Linked DNA regions of Homo sapiens: region 2 is linked to region 1. The links are chromatin contacts, found by Hi-C in ENCODE. All regions are on one chromosome and are shown on one strand. Each heading gives the region's core, a stretch centred on a gene start or an enhancer-like site at or near the end of the contact. The rest is flanking DNA. Distances are from core to core; before and after follow the strand shown.

What was found. Hi-C counts contacts between places; a loop is a spot of excess contacts on that map. Pooled maps may share reads with other maps.
Region 2: a loop to region 1 is called in a pooled map, with 6 times the contacts of the local background. The contact joins two enhancer-like sites. A Hi-C loop is called at or near these places in 2 of 37 single-sample maps with no recorded cell type and 2 of 50 pooled maps.

The regions. Positions count from the first base shown.
Region 1 is chr11:116,923,558-116,927,234 of GRCh38, forward strand. It overlaps SIK3 (SIK family kinase 3), which reads right to left. Exons shown (of 25, transcript NM_001366686.3): 4 at 3,662-3,677. Among named protein-coding and RNA genes, the nearest start is that of APOA1, 88 kb to the left of the region's middle. Within about 2 kb of position 1,619, at least 7 of the 41 ENCODE cell types and tissues checked have a DNase peak (open chromatin) inside an H3K27ac peak, as active enhancers do.
Region 2 is chr11:118,009,346-118,013,022 of GRCh38, forward strand. All of the region lies in intron 4 of SMIM35 (small integral membrane protein 35), which reads right to left. Among named protein-coding and RNA genes, the nearest start is that of IL10RA, 25 kb to the left of the region's middle. RefSeq lists a silencer at 571-620 and enhancers at 1,145-1,244, 1,390-1,890. Within about 2 kb of position 1,751, at least 21 of the 41 ENCODE cell types and tissues checked have a DNase peak (open chromatin) inside an H3K27ac peak, as active enhancers do.

The DNA.
Region 1 (3,677 bases), core at 369-2,868:
TTCAGGCAATGACTGAGAAACTGAGTAACGATGGCATATAAGAGAAAGACTGCATGAGCAAAGCTAATGTTAGGTATTGTAGCAGGCCGCAAAACTAGAGGTGCTCATTTATTTTTCTGTTTTGCTCTTAAAACAAATAATAAAAATGTACGCTTTGGGTTAATGAACTTAAAAATCTTGCCAAAGTATATGTGTTAACACAGAGAGAGCCCAAGGCTGGCTGCCAGCACCCCGGAGTCTGTAATTATATATCAGCAGGTAGACACTCTCATTGTGACTCCTTGAATTTGTTTTAACTATTAACAACAACAACAACAGAAAAGTCTTTAAAAATCTCCTTACCAAATATTTCAGTAGAGTTTCCAACTTCAATTATCAATAATCTCTGTTTTTACTCTGAGTTTCTCAATGTAAAAACTAAAGGATATAAAATTTCCTTAACAGCCGGGCGTGGTGGCTCACGCCTATAATCCCAGCACTTTGGGAGGCTGAGGCGGGTGGATCAGGATCTTGAACTCCTGAGGTCAGGAGTTCAAGACTAGCCTGGCCAGCATAGTAAAACTCGTCTCTGCTAAAAATACAAAAAATTAGCAGAACGTGGTGGCGCATGCCTGTAATCCCAGCTACACGGGAGGCTGAGGTAGGAGAATCGCTTGAACCTGGGGGAGGCAGAGGTTGCAGTGAGCGGAGATCATGCCACTGCACTCCAGCCTGGGCAACAGTGTGAGACTCCATCTCAAAAAAAAAAAAAGAAAAAAAAGAAATTTCTTTAACTAAATCAAAATCATCCTAAATTCAAAATCAAGAACCAAGGGAGCATTAAGAAAATTTTTAATCTTGGGTCAGCGGACGGAAAATAAAACTAGAGAATATAAAGAAGGCCTTCTTTTTGTTTTGTTTTGTTTTCTACTGAAACTTACTATTTGTCATTAAGAATTGCAAACTATACTACTAAGAATGAACAACATTCTCTTCATTAAGCCTTTTTCAAAACACACAAGACAAAGCTCCCCTTTGGTCAAGGTGTTCCACACACTCCCACTGCAGCAGGCCCCACAGCTCGCAGCACAGTGGTGCACCATGGACTCGGGCACAGAGCCCAAGGAATGGAGATGACCCCAGTCTTCCCTCCTTCCCCACCCCAACTACACCCAAGGAGAAAGGATATGAGGAAATAAACTATGTCTTCAATGCTTGGTGGGGGCTGGGGGTGTCCTCTGCTATCCAGGTGGGCTGGTCAGTGCAGAGTGGGTGGTGCGTGTCCAGAGGGCCTTCTTTTAATTCACTACCCTAATCTATAATCCAAAGAGCCTTACAGTGACATCTGTGGCATGTTGAATAATGGCCCCCAAATACATCTATATCCCAATCCCCCATACTTGTGAATGTGTTACCATACATGGTAAAAAGGACTTGTATTAACATGATTAAAGATCTTAAAATGGGGAGATGAGGACAGACACGGTGGCTCCCAGCACTTTGGGAGGCCAAGGTGGGTGGATCGCTGGAGACCAGGAGTTCGAGACCAGCACGGCCAACATGGTAAAACCCCATCTCTACTAAAAATACAAAAGTTAGCTGGGCATAGAAGCGCGCACCTGTAGTTCCAGATACTCAGGAAGTTGAGGTTGCAGTGAGCTGAGATCACGCCACTGCCCTCCTGCCTGGGCAACAGAATGAGGCCCTGTCTCGAAAACAAAAACAAAAAAAGGTGGGGGTGGGAGAGAGATGATCCTGGATTATCTGAGACAGCCCAATGTAATGACAAAGGTCCTTGCAAGAGGGAAGCAGGAGGGTCGGAATTAGGAGTAGGAGATGTGACAATGGAAGCCACAGGTTGGAGTGAAGGAAGGAAGGGGCTGAGCTAAAGAATGCAGGTGACCTTTAGAAGCTAAAAAAGGCAAGGACACATTTTTCCTTCAGAGCCTCCAGGAGGAACAGCCCTTGCTGCTGTTTTAACTTTCACCCTGTGAGACCCAGCTTGGACTTCTGACCTCCAGAACTACAGGCTAACAAATCTGTGTTTTTCCAAGTCATTAAGTTTGTGGTAATTTGTTATAGTAATAATAAGACACTAATCAATCTTTTATTACAGTTTTAAGGGTTGTGAAGTTTAGTAGGTATTATTAGTATTAATTTAATTGAAGCTACAACAAATAATTACAAAAGAAGGTTTGAAATTGCCAGGCTTTTCCATGCCACACACCTTTGTGGGAACTACCAGTATCTATAGAGCTTTGGAGAAAATAAAACCGACATGAGAGCAAAGGAAAAACATGATTTTATATAAGATAAAGAAAGCCTTTAATTCCTGTGTACTCTGTAATAAGCTAGTGCAGGAGTGAAAGAACTTATAAATGATATGAAAGTTCTAAACAAAAGTGTAGCTGTCAGTTTCAGATATATAAAAAGCTAGGTGATGCTCCAGGATGTAAAAGTGAACAGGCTTATCTACACAAAAGCAACTCTCAGAAGAATTGTGACCCTGCAAAGGTACCCTTAGGTAACTTTGACCTATGATAAAAATCCAAACTCTCAAATCCCACCTCTACTAAGGAAGAAAATCCTTAGAACTGCTTTATACCTTGCCTTTTCTAGACAATTACATTCTAGCTATATTTTAGTTTTCTATATGAGATGTCCTTCCTTTTATCTGGGAGACCGGGGATACACGATGCTATACCGGAAAGTGTCGGCAAACATAAATGGCTTATTTTCATATTTACAGTTTCTCTATAGATTGCAGTCACTTAATTTTATTAGTAAATGGTGAGTCTGTATTCATTAGGCAAAATGCTGATAGTTTACTAAAATTAAGCATGAACAGATCAAGGCAGTGAAAAGTGCTCTCAAGGCACTGTCAGATAAGCAGACTAGTAAAATTTGAGAAGACAAAAAGCTGGACTGCCTATAAGCCACTCTAAGATCTATTTTTCCTAAATTATCATACAATTACAGCCTTTAGAATAAGTATGCTCTGTGTCAGCAGTGACATAAATCAACCTTCTCAAGTGAAGGTGAGAGGGTATACAATTTTAGTAGTTTTCCTTTCCACTTTATTACATATTTTATTTCTTATGTAAAAAAGGACCCGTTAACCAAAGTAATAGTATTTTAAATATCACCTTTCCCTTCTTTCTCCCCAGCCTAGTTCCAGCTGATACTACATTAAAAATAAACAGGCCGGGTGTGGTGGCTCACGCCTGTAATCCCAGCACTTTGGGAGACCAAGGCAGGCAGATCACTTGAGGTCAGGAGTTCAAGACCAGCCTGCCCAACATGGCAAAACCCCAACTCTACTAAAAGTATAAAAATTAGCCAGGCGTGGTGATGCGCACCTGTAATCCTAGCTACTTGGGAGGCTGAGGCAGGAGAATCGCTTGAACCTGGGAGATGGAGGCTGCAGTGAGTCAAGACTGCACCACTGCACTCCAGCCTGGGCGACAATGAGACTCAGTCTCGAAAAAAAAAAAAAAAGGGCAGGGGAGGGGAAGTACTTTTAAAGTTTATCAATTTTCAGGCTATTTTTTTTTTCATCTTAAATTGTCCTTACTTTCACAATAGTTCTTTCTGAAGAGATGGAAACAGATAATCCCTTGCTTATAGAACCCCAAGGAAAAGCTCCTTTGTCCCTATCTGACATCCTCAGTACAGTTCTCACCTGCTATTTTGATATT
Region 2 (3,677 bases), core at 501-3,000, 1.1 Mb after region 1:
TGCTTGGCCTTGAACAAATCACTTCACGGCACTCTGGGCCTCTGTTCCCTCACCTGTGAGGCTGTGAGGATGAAGACGCGCATCATAAGCCTCTGCCCTGCACTGATATGTGCTCAGCAAATGTTAGCGTTTCACCCTACAGGTAAAGTTGGTTGGGAATGGGCCAGACTTGGAACCTGGTCAGACACACGCAGAGTCAAGGAAAGGCTAAGTAATGCTTAGAATCCTAGACCACTAGGGAACTGCAGCCATCACCTTTCAACTGCCATCTCCTAAATTAGAAAGATATATTGACACTTTGTACTTGCATCTTTTAATTGTTTACTGAGCACCTACTATGGACCAGGCTATACGCTAAGAACTGAGAATGCAGACGCTTTAAAAAAAAAAAAAAAAAAAGTAGATGAGGTCTTTGCTCTCCTACAGGTAAGAACCAGGAGAAGCCTTGGAAAAATAGTCCAATCTTTTGATTCCAGATGCTGAAATAGATGTCCAAAGAGGTGGAGTAAGTAGCCCATGACCACACAGCACATCAGGGCAGGGTCAGAACCAGACCTTATACTACATTCAGTTCTCATCCTTACGCCCTGATGTCAGCTACATCCGTGAGGGTGCAGACTCTGCTCAGCTCTGGTGCAGCCAGTAGCCAGTTGTGGAACTTGGGTAAAGCATGCTGCTTTTCTGACCCAAGTGCCCCCATATGTAAAACGGGACCAAGAATAATCCCTGTGTCTCAAGCTTGACATAAGGCTCAAAATGCAGTACCATGCAAGAAAAGGCTTTGTGTTCTGTGGACTGTGAACTGTGCAAACAGTCTCTGCTCCTCCTTTTGATCACTAAGCAGTTTTTAAAAAGATAATAATGATCCTCCCATCTGCTCCTACTTTGAGTTTCTCAGACTCCTGAAGCAGAGAGAGGGGCACCAGAGACACTGCCCTCCTGGCTCCTGGCACCTGGCCCCCTCCAATGCCACTGGCATGGGACGAGATCATTAAGACTTCAAGGAGAACTTAGAGGAGAGAAAAGCTCCCTCTTCGCCTCCCAGCCTCATCATGATTTTGATCAATTTTCTAGGACAAAGCAGCCTTCTGTGGCTACATTGGGTGTCTCTTCTCTACTCGGCAAGTAGTCACTGACCTCCTCCAGCACGCTCCAGTTTTAGGAGTTACTAAAGACCTATGGAACATAACTTTGTTGGCAGAGGGTTCAGCCTGGTTGAGGAACAGCACAAATGGAGGAAATGTGGCCACCTGCAATTCAGATCAAAATGGTTGGTGTCAAGTCTCAAGCCCTGAGCGAAGTCACAGCAAAGACGGACTTGGGCCATCTCACAGAGACTAGATATGGCCAGGAGGGGAGGGGCTGCAGGGACAAGAGGCCACCCAGGCTGGAGAATAGCCCCAGAGAAGGCACCAAAGCGTGGCAGGGGAACCCGGACCAGCCAGCCCTTGGACCCCCAGCCCCCGTGACTGCCTCTGGGCTCTTAGGGCCAGTGGAAAGAAGAACCGTAAAAAGGTAGCGGGAAGGTGTTGGGAGAGGCTCTGGCACTGCTATGATCTGGGTCCCAGCCAGTGCCTGGCTCAGCCAAACCTGTGGCTGGGTTTCCAGGCATCTGCTCCCGAATCGTTTCTAAACAAGCTGGAATCTGCCCTTTAGAGCCCTCAACAGAAACACGCAAAGTCCAGGGGTAAGGCCCAGGCCCCAAGGGTGAAGAAAGCTGTGCTCGCCAGTAGCCTGCGGAAGTAAGGAAAAGAGGGGGAGGCTGAGGGGACAGAGGGTGCGTCAGAGGGCCCTAAAAGAGGAAGTCGCCCAGTATCAGTTCTGCTCCCGAGGATGGGAAATACCCTCCGTGCTCCCAGCCCCGGGCAGCTGTCCCCGTCTCCTCACCTGAAGCCACAGACCTGGGGCCAGGGCCACCTGGGTCCTGGGTCCCATCCTCCCTTTCAAGATTCCCCAAGGCTACTGAGTTCTGAGCACTTCCGGGGGCCTAGGGTGGCCGGGCATGGACTGCAGACCCAGGATCCCTGCTAGGCAGGGTGCGGGTACAGAGTTTTATTGGGGCCGGGCCAGGTGCAGCAGCTGACACCTATAATCCCAGCACTTTGGGAGGCCGAGGCGGGTGGCTCACTTGAGGTTAGGAGTTCGGGACCAGCCTGGCCAACATAGTGAAACCCCATCTGTACTAAAAATATAAAAGTTAGTCGGGCATGATGGCGCACACCTGTAACCCCAGCTACTTGGGAGGCTGAGGCAGGAGGATCCTTTGAACCTGGGAGACGGAGGTTGCAGTGAGCCAAGATCCCGCCACTGCACTCCAGCCTGGGCAACAGGGCAAGACTCCATCTCAAAAAAAGAAAGAAAGAAAGTTTTACTGGGGCCCAAACCTCAGGGGTTAGGAAAGAGGCCCCAGTCCTCAGAATTGAAATCCAAGGAAGGAAGCCGAAGACAACTCATCTCCCCTCCCTGCTATTCCAAGAGGCCTTCAAGGAAGGGAGGGGTCTCAGAACCACTAAGGGGCCTTCCTCACTCCCACTTACTCAGGGGCAGAAGACTCAGTTGAAGACCTCCAAATCCAGAGACTTGGTAATTAAGTCAAAGCCTGGCTATGCTGGGAGAATGGCCTCCAGACCCTGGCAGAAAATGGGGTAAGGGCTGGTGAGGCTCCCCACCTTCCTTCCTCTACAATCTGCTAGAACCCAAAACGAGAAATGAGGCTTTGGGAAAGGGAGCACAGGAAGAGAAATCACACAGCTTCCCTCCTCCTCCCACTTGCTCTATTGGGCTCCTGCATCTGTTGCTGGGCTGCTAGCAGAGAGGCTGGCAGCTGGCTGTTCTAACTGCAGGTTTCAGCAGTGACAGGCTCCCTTCTCTTGCCCTACTCCATCCACAGGAGCCCCGAGGACTCTGCCTCTCTGGTTTGAACAAGTCTGCACTAAGCACCTTCTAAGCTGACGTCCTGTGCACACTCTGCCTCCAGTCCAGCAGGGCACAGACCGGAGAAAGGAGTGATGACTCACGAGGGGAACTGCCCTGCTGTCTACCAAACTACAGTGGATTCCTGGTTTCCCTGGTGCATTATCTGGTTTGTTCAGCCTCGCCTGGGTTCCTCTTCACACTCCCACCATTTCTGGCCCACTTTTGCCACAGGACAGGCTTTGCACAAGAAATGCAGAACACTGTAATGTAGAACTCACCCACTCCCCCGTGCCCAGCCCATTGCAGGAGCCTAGGCGACAAGAACATGTTTCTAGACTGTTCTCAGCACTGCACATCAAAATTGGGAGTTGGCCATGTTTGGGAGGCACTGAGGCCTTGAGCAGTAAGAGAACAGGCCCAGATTGGGGATGGGGCAGGGGGAGGGTTGAAAGTGCTGGAATCAAGTACAGAGGGGGCAGGGCAGAGTCGAGGCCCAGCTCAGTCTTCAGGGAAGTTGGCCTCAGGTGGGAATGTTAAAACCATGTCTGGAATCACCTCTGTATAACTTTGCTTATTGAAGCTATGAGTGGCTTTCTGGCCCCTGGTCAACCCTACAAGGGCAGGTAACTGGAGATACTACATAAAGAAGCTCCCTGCTGGTGTCTGGAGGCCTTGCCCACACTGGACTGCACTGGGCAGGGCTGGTTCTCCAGGACATCTGTGACCCCTCCTACAGGCTCAGGGGCTTCCTGGGATCTAGA